Regions from separate parts of the Homo sapiens genome. Here region 1 is linked to region 2. Evidence: chromatin loops called from intact Hi-C (ENCODE). Cell type or tissue: OCI-LY7. All regions are shown on one strand.

Evidence for each region. Peaks named below come from ENCODE experiments on the same cell type or tissue, not always from the same donor. Only the 100,000 strongest peaks of a DNase experiment are listed, where the experiment ranks them.
Region 1: it touches region 2 in a loop (8-fold over the local background); 23 of 110 quality-filtered maps call a loop at or near these places.

The regions. Positions count from the first base shown.
Region 1 is chr5:54,230,770-54,238,769 of GRCh38, forward strand. All of the region lies in intron 1 of ARL15 (ARF like GTPase 15), which reads right to left. Among named protein-coding and RNA genes, the nearest start is that of ARL15, 76 kb to the right of the region's middle. In OCI-LY7, CTCF peaks have their summits at 3,962 (motif pointing left), 4,168 and 6,958 (motif pointing right); a DNase peak (open chromatin) is centred at 3,972.
Region 2 is chr5:54,864,297-54,872,296 of GRCh38, forward strand. It overlaps the pseudogene CSPG4BP. Among named protein-coding and RNA genes, the nearest start is that of ESM1, 120 kb to the right of the region's middle. In OCI-LY7, CTCF peaks have their summits at 3,251 (motif pointing left) and 3,460; a DNase peak (open chromatin) is centred at 3,255.

The DNA of each region.
Region 1 (8,000 bases), 630 kb before region 2:
TAGAGATCCCAGTATAATAAATTACTCAAATATGTGCAGTCCTTTGTAGTTACAATGTGCTTTTGCCATATTTTCTATTTTAGTTTTATTTTTGAGTATATAACAGCTTGGTAGGTAAGCAAAAAAAATACTATTTCTATTTTACAGGAGATGAAAGAAATATTGAGAGGAATTAAGTGATTTGGCCATTGCCACTACAGAATCTCACTAATAGCATTTTTACCTAGATCAGTAGCCCATTTCTCTCTCCTGCTCTCTGTTCCTCTTTCTCTCTCTCCCTCTTTCCCCTGCTCTTTCTGGTCTCCAGCACTGTATAAGCCAGTTGCTTGGGGAATGTTTCCACGTGGATATCCCACAAACACATTAAACTCATCATGATGAAAACCAAATGCACCCTTGGCTCCTCTCAACTTGCTGCTCTGCTGTTCTCTAGTTCAGTGAACAAGGATCACCCACCTAGAAACCTGGAAGTCCTGACTCCTCATTCTCCTTCACTGACCCATCCAGTCACCAATTTTCAAGTCTACAAAACTATTAAACTGTTTCTCGAAACCAAGTTTCTCTCAATCCCCACTGCCCACTTCTGCCACCCTCATCCAGCCTATAACATCCACTTCTCTGTCTCTCTCATAACACTCTTATCTGCACAGCCCCAGTCAATCCATCCCTCACACTTCACCTTGAATAATCTTTCACTCTGCTTCTTACAACATTTTGATGTCTCACCAAAACCCTCAAAATAAAAACCAAGCTCCTTAACAAGGCTGGCAGAGCTCATCAGCTTCTCTGGGTGGTAACTCCTTATCTTAGCTTAGGCTACCATGACAAAATACCAAGACCCTGGGTGGCTTAAACAACAGAAATGTATTTTCTCACAGTTCTGCAGGTCGGAAAGTCCAAGATCAAAGTTTGAGAGGGTTCAGTTTCTGATGAGGGCTCTATTTCTGGCTAGCAAACCATTACTTTGTCCTCACATGGCCTTTCCTTGGTGCATGAGTGTGGAGAGTGAGGGAGCTTTCTGGTGTTTTTAAAATAAGGACACTAGTAGTATCAGATTAGGGCCCCACTTTTAAGACCTCATTTAACCCTAATTCCCTCCATATAGACCCTATCTCCAAACGTAGTCACTGGGGGACAGAGCCTCAACATATGAACTTGGGGAGACACAATTCAGTCCATACTCCCTCTCCAATCTCAAGTGAAGGCCTGACCACTTAGCAGTCTACGCTGCGGCCACACTGACTGCTCATGTGCTGTCTCTAAATCCAAATCCTTGTGGAGCCCTCTCCAGAACCCTCTCCTTTTCCTTAGGCTCCCTATACCTTTTGCTTAACTAACCCCTCACTCTTTAAGTCTCAGCCTCCATAGTCTTAGTTCTTCCAAAAAGTCCTGCAATCTGACCTGCAAGCCCTTTCCCCTCTGGGATTAGAGGCCCTCACCAAATGTTCCCATGATCCTGACCACATTTGCCTGTATCCTTTACTAGATTCTTGGCTCTTTGACAGCAGGTACTGAGGCTGTCTGTTCACGGCTGCAACCCTAACATAACCCAAGAGCACTATTAATACATAGTGCTCTTTCAATAAATATCATTGTCAAATGCCATTCTCAAAAAGGTAGGCAGAAAAACAGGAAGGGAAGGAGAGACCAGAGTAAGCAATGGCTCCTTACTATCTATGGAAAAAAGTTTCCAGTTGTTCTGACATTCGAAGCTCCCTTCCACTGGGCCTCAAGACCCTAAGTTCATATTTGAAAGGCTGCACAGGAGAAAGCAGAGCCTTATGCTGCATTTGGGGGTAAAAATAGAACCAACAGGTAGAAATATGGGAGAAACAGGGCAGAGTGGGAAGGGCAGGGGTGCTTAATTAAAGACGCATGCCCACCTACCAGGAAAGCCACAAAATTGCTTCTCAGAACTTGTGTTCAGGGACCTCTCCGGTCTGCTCTGCCTTCAAGACACATTCTTTTCTCCTCTGATTTCCTCTATTCCCACAAGAGCCATCAATTGGAGTCTACCCTCAGCCCCTTGTTCGGCTGACACTCATGTTCACCCCTGCCCTCATACACCATCCTTGTTTGCAATGGCTTCACAACACCCAGTTCTATGCTTCTCCTAGTCCAGCCGTTTTCAATGTGTGCATGGACTCCTGAGGGTCCCCAAGACCCTTTCAGAGGATCTGCAGGATCAAAACTAATGTCATCATACTAAGACATTATTTACCTCTTGCATTGTGTTTGCATTAACATTGATGGAGAGAGTGAGTGAGTGAAACTGCTGGCCCTTTAGCACAAATCATGCTGGTGGCACCAAACTCTACCAGCTGCCATTGTGTTTTACATAAAAATGGCCTTGATGAAGCAGTAAACTATCAATTTTATTAAATCTTGACACGTTACTATTCTGTGTGATGAAATACATACAAAACATTTCTGCTCTATGTAAAAGTCTAAGGGTTGTCTCAAGGAAAAGTACTCGTGAACCTAACTAACTTCTCTTTTCATGGAACACCATTTTTACTTGAAAAAATGACTTACAGGCAAACTATAATTATTCGAACTTGGGTATTTCACAGATATTTTCTTAAAAATAAATGAAGTGGGCATGTCAATTCAAGGAAAACAACTGTTAGTATTTGTTGCCAGTGATAAAATTCAAGCTTTCAAATGAAAATTAAATTCTTAGAAAACTTGTATCTGCCATCATGAACTTGACATATTTACAAGACTGATATTGTGTTAACATTTGGAAGATTTACATAACTAGATGAACCAATATTTTCCAAGACCAATGTGTAATATTACAAAGTCATGCCTGAGCAAAAGAGTCTTTCAAGGTCCAAGAGAGACTACTGGCTTTTAACATAACTAACTAGAATAAGTTCACTGATATGGTTTCAGGTTCCACATGGCAACTAGCCCCTAAGGAACTACCATTTGATTGTTTAGATATAGAATCACAGAAGACTACTCACAATTATCAGAAAAGGCTATTAAAATATTCTTTTCCAACTTCATAGCTGCGTGGGGTTGAATTTTCTTCACATACTTTAACCAAAACACACAACAGATTAAATGCAGAGGCAAATATGAGACTCTAGCTGCCCTCTATTAACCCAGACATTAAAAAGATCTGCAAAGAGGTAAAACAATGCCATTTTCTCACTAATTTTTGTTTTGGAAAATATAGTTCTTTTTCATTTAAATGTTATTCATATTAACATGTAATGGGTTTATTTTTATTTATTTTTTGAGACAGTCTCGCTCTGTTGCCAGGCTGGTACAACGGCAAGATCTCAGCTCACTGCAACCTCTGCTTCCCTGATTCAAGCAATTGTCCTGCCTCAGCTTCCCAAGTAGCTGGGATTATAGGCGCGTGCCACCAAGCCCGGCTAATTTTTTTATTTTTGTAGAGATGGGGTTTCTCCATGTTGGCCAGGTCTCGAACTCCTGGCATCAGGTGATCCGCCCGTTTCAGCCTCCCAAAGTGCTGGGATTACAGGCTTGAGCCACCAGGCCTGGCCCGTTACTATTGTTATTTTTAAATGCATTAGTAAAAAAAAAAAAAATTTTAATTGCTAGAACATTAAATATCAATACCCACATTAATAAAAGCTATTTGGGAGCCTTAATAATTATCAATGGTGTAAAGGGGTCCTGAGACCAAAAAGTTTGACTTCACCAGGTGTTTGAACACTACAGATCCCATCTTGCCCATGAAGCTTCCCTAGACATCCCCACCCCACCGTGCTCCCTTCTGCATCCTACAATAGCATCCACTGGTAAGGCCACTATTTTAATAATGATATGGTTGCTTTATACTAATGAATTATGTTTTTGTACAACAGTCTCCTAGTGTCCATGTTTAAGAATTTAAGGGACTTTGCTTTCCAAAGCTGTTAACCCAACTAGCTCTGTGAAAGTGAAACAAAATTATGGACTTAAATTTCTGTCTGTGTCAAAAAAGAGTAAAATGCACCCTCTAGTGGACTTGTAAGCTCACAGAACACAAAATAAATTTATTGGATTGTCAGAAGAATTACAACTCCGTCCCAGAAAATTCAGATTATAAAATAATAATATATGAGCATAGGGAAATTAATTTTAATTTTTTGATAATATGTTTTTAAAAGAGCTAAGAAAATGTGAAACCAAATCTAGTTTGAATGTAGTTCATAACTAAATGCAAAAGTAAACCTGAGGTCACACACAAAAAACTTCTTTCTTAAATTCCTATGAATTGATTATACATCGGCTATCCAAAATAATCTGTTCAAATTATGTCTTATTAACTACTTATAACTTTAAATACATAGAAGCATTAACATGGATAAAGTTGGGATTATTATTAGTTCAATTTCCAAATATTAAAACTACACTCAACTTACAACCTGGGCATTCCAATGGCCTTCACAAAATCTGAAAAAGGACCTTTGAAGGATAAGAACCAATGCTTGGGGTATACTTTTAACTCTGTATGTTAATGTTAAAAGGATTTAATTCTATGCATCTTTCTCTAGGATGACATAAGAAAAACAGTGTAAAAATACACTCAACCTTATCAGATAAAATAATGTAATGACATGGAAAGAAGTCTGAAATATATGGTTAAACTAAAAAATGTAGTCACAGAATAACGGGTGGCATGATCTAATTTATGTTTTAAAAAATGTACGCACGTGTACCCATGTTTATGAGCACATATGCACGTTAATTCTATAGTTAAACCTTTTTTTTTTTTTTGAGACAAGGTCTCGCTCTGTCACCCAAGCTGTAGTACAGTGGCTCGCTCATGCCTCACTGCAGCCTTGCTCCTGGGCTCAGCCTCCCAAGTAGCTGGGAATATAGGCATGTGCCACCACACCCAGCTAATTTTTATAATTTTTGTAGAGACAGGGCTTCAACATGTTGCCCAGGCTGGTCTCGAACTCCTGGGTTCAAATGATCTGCCTGTCTTGGCTTCCCAAAGTGCTGGGATTACAGGTGTGAGCCACCACCCCGGGCTATAGTAAAGTATTAACATTTGTTATTTCTGGCAAGGAATATGCATTAGTAGCAAAAATAATGGAAGGGCATTTGACTATACTTCTATACTGTTAAGATGCTGTGAGCATTTTTAATTCAAAATAATCAAATATGGAATTTTTAAGGAAATTACAGTTATAATTAATTCAAAGAACTGTATGAAATGGGAATTGTTATTTCATCAACTAGGACATTAAAAGGTTTGAGTAACAATAAGAAATTTGATATAGCTATTTGGTTTTTAAATCATTAGACTGGAAAAGAAAATTTTTTAAATGGCTTTATCACCAGAACACAATGTCTGATTCCTCTGATGATAATGCAAGCTGAAGTGGTATATAAAATCCTCTCTGCCACTTTTAAACTCTGGCAGAGATAGCTACTCCTTCCAACTGATAGTGTCTGATCGGATAACTATGTTCCTTTTTAAACTCTCAAATTCTATAATTTCTGAAGTGCTGAGATACTGTCATAGTTATGGAAGCATTTTCTAGCTTTGAGTTTTTATAGATCTAGCCTCAGCCATACAGCCTGGTGGGTACAGGTACTTTAAGTGAATAACTGGCTTTATTAATCTCAACTGGAAGTGGCCGAGTTGAACTGAAACTAAACACAGACACACACACACACACACACACACACACACACACACACAAATCAGTAGTATTACCAAACTACAACCACTAAGGAGCATACTCATCCAATTTTAATTTGAGCATCAGACGCAAAAAGACAGAAACAATATGTATGCTTCGTCTGTCATTCTAATCTGAACACACAATGTCTTCAAGTCAACAACTTAGGTAGATGGAGCAGACTGGCCAAAAATAAATTTCTATTGGCAACACTTCTGTGAAATTCTACTGGTCCTTTATAATGTGCCAGTGTTTCACTCTCTAATCATATATTGCCCAGTGCATACATTCATTTAAACAAAATCCTTCTTTTCTTCAAGTAATTAAAACTCTTTAATCTTTTATCTATTTTAAGCCTACTTCCATTAATATTTGTATTTAGACATTTGTCTAAAGTGAAAAGTGTCCCACCAGAGCATGCTGAACCTTGGTATCTTCCTTGTGAATAAAATTTAGCTGGACACATAGCCACTCAACTACAGAATGCAGTTTCCAGACTCCTTTGCAGCCAGGTATGGCCGTACGACATCATTGGAACATGAGTGAAAATGATGTGTACAAAGGAATTGTTTGTTCTCCTTTTCCACTCTTTTCACTTCTGATATGGTTTGGCTGTGTCCCCACCCAAATCTCATCTTGAATTGTAGCTCCCATAATCCCCACGTGTTGTGGGAGGGACCTGGTGGGAGGTAATTGAATCATGGGAGTGGGTTTTCCCCCAGCTGTTCTCGTGATAGTGAATAAGTGTCAAGAGATTTGGTGGGTTTATAAAGGGGAGTTCCCCTGCAAATGCTCTCTTGCCTGCCACCATGCAAGGCATGCCTTTGCTACCCCTTCCCATTCTGCCATGATTGTAAGTTTCCTGAGGCCTCACCTGCCATGTGGAACTGTGAGTCCACTAAACCTCTTTTTCTTTATAAATTACCCAGTCTCTAGTATGTCTTTATTAGCAGCATGAGAATGGACTAATACAACTTCCCTATTGGTAGAGAAGTACCCTGAAGTATTAGAACATTATACAATTATCTTAATAGAAACAGCATGCTGACAATGCATGATCAGACAGGTAGATCAATATAGACACCAAAAAGGGGGAATACATCTAAGTACATACAGGGAATAACAAAAAGCAGTAGCATTTTATGTAAATTAGTATTGTCTATTTAAAAGGAAAGAAGACTATTAATAAAGTCAGTAAAAACGCATCAAGAATAACACAATCTGAAACCTGGCACAGAGAATGCAAACTGTGTTTTTAAGACTGTTACCACCTGAGGGCACTACTTCAGCTGACTAGAAGAAATGCGGGTGATCCTTTGTAGAATTTGTCTTGAATTTGCCAAACCTTCAAAAATAATTTTTTAGCCAAAAATGATCACTGTCGTATCTACGGTTAATGTAGCATGTCAAAAAGCGGGAAACAGATGGATGACTCACCAAATGGGGCTGGGCAACCAACTAACCATATGAGGGGGAAAAGCAAAGTTGCATCCCTACTTCACTACTTACTCTAAAATAATTCCACTGGGATTTGAATTTTAAATAGAAAAAACAAATCCACAAGAGTACCAGAGGACGTTTACTATAATAATAATTTTTAAATCTTTATATTTTTAGGGGCAGGGAAGAGCATTCAAAGGATGAAGGAAAGCATCTGACCATTCTTTCCATATCACTAACTCCCCAACATCCTTCCTGGCATTATGGTTACCCCACCCCTGAGTTTAACAAAGTTAAAAAACAAAATGGGAATGGAAAACGAGGGAGCAACCCAGTCACTTAATTTTTCATGCCAAAGTCACTCAATTTTTTATAAGCCCAGATTCAGGGGTTGACCCTTTGTGCCCTGGAAACACTGCACGTGACCCCAGCACTGCTAGCTCCAGCTTCTGAGCCTGAAATACTCTTTAGCCTAAACCTGGCCCTAATACACACAACAATCACAAAAAACAATAAGAATAATAAAGAACCCAGCAACCGTTGGAACCCTGAGGAAGCCGACGGTGAGTGAAACCTTCCCGACTTCTAAAACCAGCTCCAAGTCAAGTCTGTGAATTTGAGTCTCGCAGGATGCCCCTTTCTTCCTGTATCACTCCGCCAGAGAATATTTTTTAGGAACATAGAGCACTAGAATGAGTGGCTATCTCTAAAGCCATCTTAAGTTTATATTCTTCAGCAGCTGACTCAATAACCTGACTTTGACATTAAGCCGACTTCACAGACCAACTGTCACTTCAAAGAACAAGAAAAACCTTGAGTAAAAGTTAAATGAAAAGTGTTTTCCAAATCACTCGCAAAGGAAACAGATCAGGTTGTTGTAATAAAGAATGTAATCAACTCATT
Region 2 (8,000 bases):
TAAAAAAATCCACCAATGATTAAAGCATACTTGTGTTAAATACCTGGGCATTACCCCGATATTGCTGACAGGGCCAGTGACAATGTGGCACTCATCTAGAACTGGGCAACCAGGATCGTGCAGGAAACCCATGGCATAGAAGCAAAAGCTGGAAAGCTAGGGATGTTTAACCTAAGAAAGATAAAATTCAAGGAAATCTGATCATCTTTTCTTTCAAATACTTAAAAAGCTTTCATGAAAGGATGGGTATGATTTATTCTGTACCAGAATAGTATGATTCTAGGAGAATCATACTATGAATGAATCTAGGAGGCATATGTTTTATTCTGTACCAGAGGTACCTCTGGTACAGAATAAATCTGGGGTACTAGAGCCAGCGCCTAGGAGAAAAAGTTTTTAAATGGCAGATTTCAGCTCAGCCTAAATAACTATCTAAAAATTGGAGCGTATTTACATTGGAAGGGCTCATCTCAGCAAGTAGTAAGTTCCCTATCACTGAAGATGTTTAAGCACTGGCTAGATAACCTTTCTATAGGAATACTGTGGAAGGGCTTCTAGCATCTGTTGGGAGGTGGACTAGACACCCTCCAAGGTCCCATTGAGAGGTGACAGCGTGCTGGCAGTCCTCACAGCCCTCGCTCGCTCTTGGCGCCTCCTCTGCCTGGGCTCCCACTTTGGCGGCACTTGTGGAGCCCATCAGTCCACCGCTGCACTGTGGGAGCCCCTTTCTGGGCTGGCTAAGGCCAGAGCCGGCTCCCTCAGCTTTCAGGGAGGTGTGGAGGGAGAGGCGCGAGCGGGAACCTGGGCTGTGCGCGGTGCTTGCGGGCCAGCTGGAGTTCCGGGTGGGCGTGGGCTTGGCGGCCCGGCACTCGGAGCAGCCGGCCGGCCCTGCCGGCCCCGGGCAATGAGGGGCTTAGCACCCGGGCCGGCGGCTGCGGAGGGTGTACTGGGTCCCCCAGCAGTGCCAGCCCGCCAGCGCTGCGCTCGATTTCTCACCGGGCTTTAGCTGCCTTCCCGCGGGGCAGGGCTCGGGACCTGCAGCCCGCCATGCCTGAGCCTCCCACCCCCTCCATGGGCTCCTGTGCGGCCCAAGCCTCCTCGATGAGAGCCGCCCCCTGCTCCACAGCACCCACTCCCATCGACCACCCAAGGGCTGAGGAGTGCGGGCGCATGGCACGGGACTGGCAGGCAGCTCCACCGGCAGCGCGGGTGTGGTATCCACTGGGTGAAGCCAGTTGGGCTCCTGAGTCTGGTAGGGAGGTGGAGAATCCTTATGTCTAGCTCAGGGATTATAAATACACCAATCGGCACTCTGTATCTAGCTCAAGGTTTGTAAACGCACCAATCAGCACCCTGTGTCTAGCTCAGGGTTTCTAAACGCACCAATGGACACTCTGTATCTAGCTGCTCTGGTGGGGCCTTGGAGAACCTTTATGTCTAGCTCAGGGATTGTAAATACACCAATCAGCACTCTATCTAGCTCAAGGTTTGTAAACACACCAATCAGCACCCTGTGTCTAGCTCAGGGTTTGTGAGTGCACCAGTCGACACTGTATCTAGCTGCTCTGGTGGGCCTTGGAGAACCTTTGTGTCCATACTCTGTATCTAACTGATCTGATGGGGATGTGGAGAACCTTTATGTCTAGCTCAGGGATTGTAAATGCACCAATCAGTGCCCTGTCAAAACAGACCACTCGGATCTACCAGTCAGCAGGACGCGGGTGGGGCCAGATAAGAGAATAAAAGCAGGCTGCCCGAGCCAGCAGTGGCAACCCGCTCGGGTCCCCTTCCACCCTGTGGAAGCTTTGTTCTTTCGCTCTTTGCAATAAATCTTGCTACTGCTCACTCTTTGGGTCCACACTGCTTTCATGAGCTATAACACTCACCGTGAAAGTCCGCAGCTTCACTTCTGAAGCCAGCGAGACCACGAGCCCTCTGGGAGGAATGAACAACTCCAGACGCGCCACCTTAAGAGCTGTAACACTCACTGCGAAGGTCTGCAGCTTCACTCCTGAGCCAGCGAGACCACGAACCAACCAGAAGGAAGAAACTCCGAACACATCCGAAGGTCAGAAGGAACAAACTCCAGATGCGCCACCTTAAGAGCTGTAGAGCTGTAACACTCACCCGAGGGTCCGTGGCTTCATTCTTGAAGTCAGTGAGACCAAGAACCCACCAATGCTAGACACACCATCATACCCATAAATCTAAATAATAAATAGCCATTTTTTTCTCCTACCCAACATTCCCAATTACATAAACTGAGAGTTATTACCTGTTTCCCAATAAATTTTATTAGCTTTCCTCTTGGAAAATTAGAACTTTTAACATAACTGTGTTTCAGTGGTTTAATAAGTAGAACAAATTCACAGTCAAATCCCTCAAAATATTTACTTGGAATTTTGAGGTAGTCTTCTAGAAGTTCTCTGGAGCCACCTTCTTGAACTGTGAAATTCTGTACCTGCAGAAAAATCCACTTAGGCGTGGTGTCCACCAAGATTTCGACTCTGCTCACAACTTGGAAACCATTCATCACATCCAGGGAAAAACAGTCCTGTTCTTGGTTGGGGGATGTCTGCACATAAAGGATATTGCCATCCTCCACATCCGGTTGTGTGAAAGTCAAAGGGACTTTTCATCTGCACCCAAGCTGCCTTCTTCTGGTATAAATTTTTGGAGGTATCCATGCATTGGTGGAGTTCCGACTATGAACACTGCCTCTGAAGGAATATTATCTTCATGCCCAGCCTTGAGTTCACACACACCATATATAGACACAAAAAGAAAAACATTAATAAATGTAGAAGTGAAGACTGTTGAAAACCACATTGTCTTATATTAACATCCACAATTGGCTTAAGTTGTACTTAGGGTTGATACACAGTTTAAGCCTGAGTCTGTTTTGGTGCCCATGCCAATATTTTTAATATTGGCCCTGGTCACAAAAAAAAGTAATGGTCAGCAACACCTAAGTAGCTACTAATGTATTAACCAAGTGTCATTCACAGCAGCAAAAAAACCCAGGACTCCAAGGTTGAGGTGAAAGAAATAAAATGGTAGTGTAAGGAGAAGGAATACAAGATGGTAGAAGACGCAGCAGTTGGGTCAGTAAACTTGTAAGACCTTGAGAGGAAAGTTATCATCCCCCATTTGAACTCGCTCAGCACTTTCAATACGTATTTTTTTATTCCGGGAACTCCATCTCAAATCTGATTATAACTGATGTATAGTCATTGGACTGCATATGCCCCCTTGTGGTGAAACTTAAATATAAGCTCTTGAAAAAGAACAAAAAAGCTGGTTCTTATTCCAAACTCACTATTCAAAGTCTTATTCAAAAGTATTTAACCCATTCTGATTTGAATTCATTTTTACTTAATTTTATTGGCTGCATCTAGCAAAAAAGCAAACTTGTTTGCAGTCCCGAGGGTAGATTCAGAATAGCCTGCATTTGTGGCCAGTTGTTATAAATCGCAGCTTACACATCCCACACCCTACACAGCATTACCCTAAAAAAGAACACCCCTTCCAAACTCTGATCAGCATGGCTGTGCCTGCTGGAAGTTTCCAGTACGAGGCCCAGAAAACCAGGTGATTTTTGGTCTCACCTCTGACATTCCACTGGTCTAGGCTAGTTTTAACCATCACTTTCAGGATACTAAACAAGGCCACATTCAGACCTAAACAAACTATATAATATAGTATTTGCTGGTATCTTAGGAATGTTTCTTACATTTGTTAAATTACTCCAAGTTTTTATACTGTGCTTCATTCAGCACATCATAAATATAACTCAGATCAAATGAAATATTGGCAGTGTTGCTATGGATAATGAATAAAAGATCTCTTAATTTACCATAATATATACCTCTCTCCCTTAGTCCAAGTTTTTACTGTACTAAACATATATATGATGCACATGTATGCACATGTGAGCCCAACTTTAAAATAAGCCTGAGCATTGCTTACATTCCATTTCCAACTGTAGGAAAATTGGTAGCATCAAAATCATGAAACTTTCCAAGTTTTCTTCTCAATGGCATCTATATTTTTAAAAATTCACTCCTGATACCAGGGGAGAAATCAACACAAAAATAGCTTTCAGAAGCAAACAGATTATTAGCACCTGTAAGAATGAGAATTCTTAGTGCTGTGGATAGGATAATTACCTACCTGGAGCCTTCCTGTATTCAGTTTTACTGGTTTTCTTTCTTCAACTACTAGAGTCTCGATGTGCAGAACCTGCGTGTGATGTGGGTGACCTTCCAAGCACACTTGAACATAGACACCCACTCTCACCTCTAAGTATGTGGCTTTAACTTTCACTCTCAGGTTGAATACATCAAAGTCATCACTGCCATCGTGCCTATAAATCACACATCAACAAGTCATCCTGAGAAAATGAGTGGGAAACAGAATGATTGACCAGGATCCTGCCATGCTTTAGGCCCTGCACAATGTGGAATTCAATCTTGTGGTCTGTTCTGACATTTTGGTTTGTGGTGACACTTAGGTTGGCCACTGTGAGGCTGCCATCCTTTCCTCTCTGTATGAGCAGCCCCGTGTTGTTGGCTATCTGGACATAAGGGTCTGACACACTGGCCTTGAGAAGAGATGATGTGTAGTGGACACCATCTGTCACAAACAGCACGAAGCGATCCAAGTCTGCACCCTGATGCCTGAAAAGCACGTGCCCTTCCTGCAGGTCTTCTTGCCTGAACTGGTAGAGTTTCTGAGTGGGGTCTCTGGCTCACACTAAATCCCCATTTGGGATGCCCCGCTGGGTGTACAGCAACTGCCCATTATCAAAATCTAAGTCAGGGTTATGGTAACAGAGATCTGCCAGGGTCAATAAGCGCTGGCCATTCCGCACAACATGAAAGACCTTATCTATCATGCGTACTGGTTTCTCATCATTCTTTAACCCAACGGAAAGTGTGACTTTTATTTCCATAGATGAATGCTGTGAGTCAAGATCCCTGACTGCTCCCCCCTGGTCCTTTGGTGAAGGCCACAAAAAAGAACTCATCAGACTCAGTCTCAGAGTCATCATGAACATAGATCACCTGTTCACTCACTCTCTCTTGATTTGTGAACATAGTGATATTGTCATTACTTTCCAGAGAATCAGACAAGTTAAGCAGTTTCAGCTTCCCATGTTGAGGGCCCTTGGAGATTTTATATTGGAAGATCTGATTGTCCAAAATTTGAACAAATAGTTCTGATTTTGTAATTAATTTTCCTTCTCCTTCTTTTACAAATAATCCTCTGTTAGTTAAAATAAAGTATGTCTTATCTGCTTTAAAGTTGATTCTGAAAGTATAATCTTTTGAGTCTATGTATTTTGCAACAACCAAAAACCTAAAAGTATCCTGTGAGTCTTCCCTTGGCCTCTCCTGAGGTTCATAACTTATCTTAGAGTCTGTAATATTTTTTTGGCTGAAAATTGAGTTTGTTTTTAGAACTTTATTGCCAAGTACCAATTTTCCTTTCTTAGATGGGATCAATAACTTAAAATGTAGTTCCCTCTCAGCTACTTCCACACCCTCTGTTGCAGCCTGCAAATGATCAGAATTCAATATGTTCTTGTTTAGTTGACTCATCTCTAGAGGAACATTTTTCAGGATAAACTTCAGCCATTGTGTTGTAACTGGAAATATCAGCTCTTCACTGACTTTTCCTTCTATGTTAACTTTACATTTAAAATGATCTGTAACATTTTCTAGCTGCAATTCTTTCAATGTACTATAGTACTGGACCCGACTCCAATCAACAGAACACTGAGAAAAGGTACTAACTTGTTTCCATTTCCCACTTGACCCTCACCGCTGAATCTGGCCATACTGAGGTGGATGAGTGATGTCAGAGCGGGTCTCCATCTCATGCCATTCACCATTAACCTCCACTGACAAGTTACTCCATGTAATCAGAGGAGTGCCACCCTGTTCTACAACCACACCAGTTCTAACGGCCACTGCAAAGTCCCAAGAAACAGCCATGTTCCACACCACTGCTGTATTACTAACCAGCTCTCCATCACTTGCTCTCAGAACAATCTGAGAGTTTCGATGACCCCTGTGCACATAGAAAATGTTGCCATCTCTTAAATCTTCATGTGTAAAATGATTAATGGCATTCCCGGGATCACTTGCATTTTCTAAAACCCCAGCATCTGAATTGAAGTTGCCAAGAACTGAAATACAAAGACTCAAAGAATCTGTGTCAGGGTCTGACATGTCTATCATACTTGGGGTCAGTTGTTTCTTAGAGTTCTCAAATAGAAGAAGCAAGTTTCCTTCTGGTACCTTAAGGTATGGGGGATCATTGACTGGAATGACAATAATGTTAAACACATGTGGAACACGTTCTTGCAGATATAATGGCATTTCTTTCTTGCTATTGGGAGAAACCAAAAATGTAAAATAATCCATAGGTTCTTCTGAACCATCATGGACATATCAAACTTTTCCTTGCCATAAGTCTAACATGGTAAAAGCTGTCTCCATTACTTGCTCAGGTGGTACATTTAATTGAAGGAACCCATGAATAGGCCTTCCCTCTATTTTAAATAGTATTTGAGAATGATGGATACCCAAATCCTTAAATTTCACATCCAGTTTCATGTGCCTTTGTTTCAGTAAGGTCCACCTTCTTGGACCTGCAAGTTATTCAAAACCAAGAAATCGCTACTCTCATCTTGAAGAAAAGGCTTGATGACCTCAGGGACGGCAGTGGAAAGGAAAACTTCTGACTGATGCAGATTTTCTATCGCTGTTATGGAAGGATTTGTGTTATCAACACTCTCAGTTTTACAACAACAGGAATATCTTTGAAAACAAGGGCATCCCTTAACGCTCTCTTTTCTGAATTGGCTTCCAAGCTTCTTAAGCACCCTTTGAAAGAGGTTCCTCGAGCAAATTTCCCAGGCACAGAGGCAAGTTCTAACCTCTTTACTTCTTCCCACATTTGGTTATCAAGACCTCCCACAAAAAGGGCTCCTTCAGATACAAATGTTTGCTTTGCAAAGGCAGTGACTTCCTTACCTTTTTTTCATCTACTGTTAGGTCCAGATACTCCCCTGTGAATTTGAATTGAATAACATGCCACTTGTTGTCACTGACAAAACTAAAAGAAGAAAGCTGAGTTTTACTTTTATGCCTTCCTACATAAGCCTTCAATAGACTTTCATCTATTTACAAAGCAACAAAATCTCCTTCCTTACCCAACTGAAATGAAAGCAAGGCTTGCTGAGTTACAGTTTGCAAAGTAAATTCCAATAGTGTTTACCCTTGCACTTTCCATTCTGGAAAACTGACAGAGAATCTGGAGCTAAAGAAATTGATGGCTTCATCCTCCCCTGCAAAAAAAACTCGTCATTGCATCCTAGTGACACCTCATAAACCTTCTTAAAACCAGGGTAAGATCTAAGGGACGTAAGGATCTCCCTCTGGTTAAATACCACATCCTTCATACATCCTCAAAAATTGGGGAGCTTTCCGTACAGATAAGGTACATTGAGTGCCCTGCGGCCTCCTACATAGATTCCATGTTGAAAATTCAAATTATGCATCCCACCAGCTGCCATTTGGCCAGTTGTCTCATAACGTTTGTCAATAACAAAGGAAATATTATGCTTAACATAGCACAGTTCCACCAAATGCCAAACCAGGTCATCCATATGAAGTCTCTGCTCAGAAAGGAGCATTTGTTCACTTGTACCCAAATTTACTCTCACCTGAAAAAGAATCATAATTAATCAATCTCATCTCACTTTTCATTTCATAATGTTTTATTGAGAAAATCGGACCTTTCACAAAAGAAAAAGAAGAGAGAAATTTGCACATGAAAACTCTTCCCATGCTTATAGATTACATACTAAACTCAGGAAATTTTAAAGTTGGAATATTTAAGCCATGCTAGTAAAACCGAAGGAGATCCCAACCTATACAAATGGCACATCATTTTATTCTAATGAAATAACAGCAATCAATACATGTAGC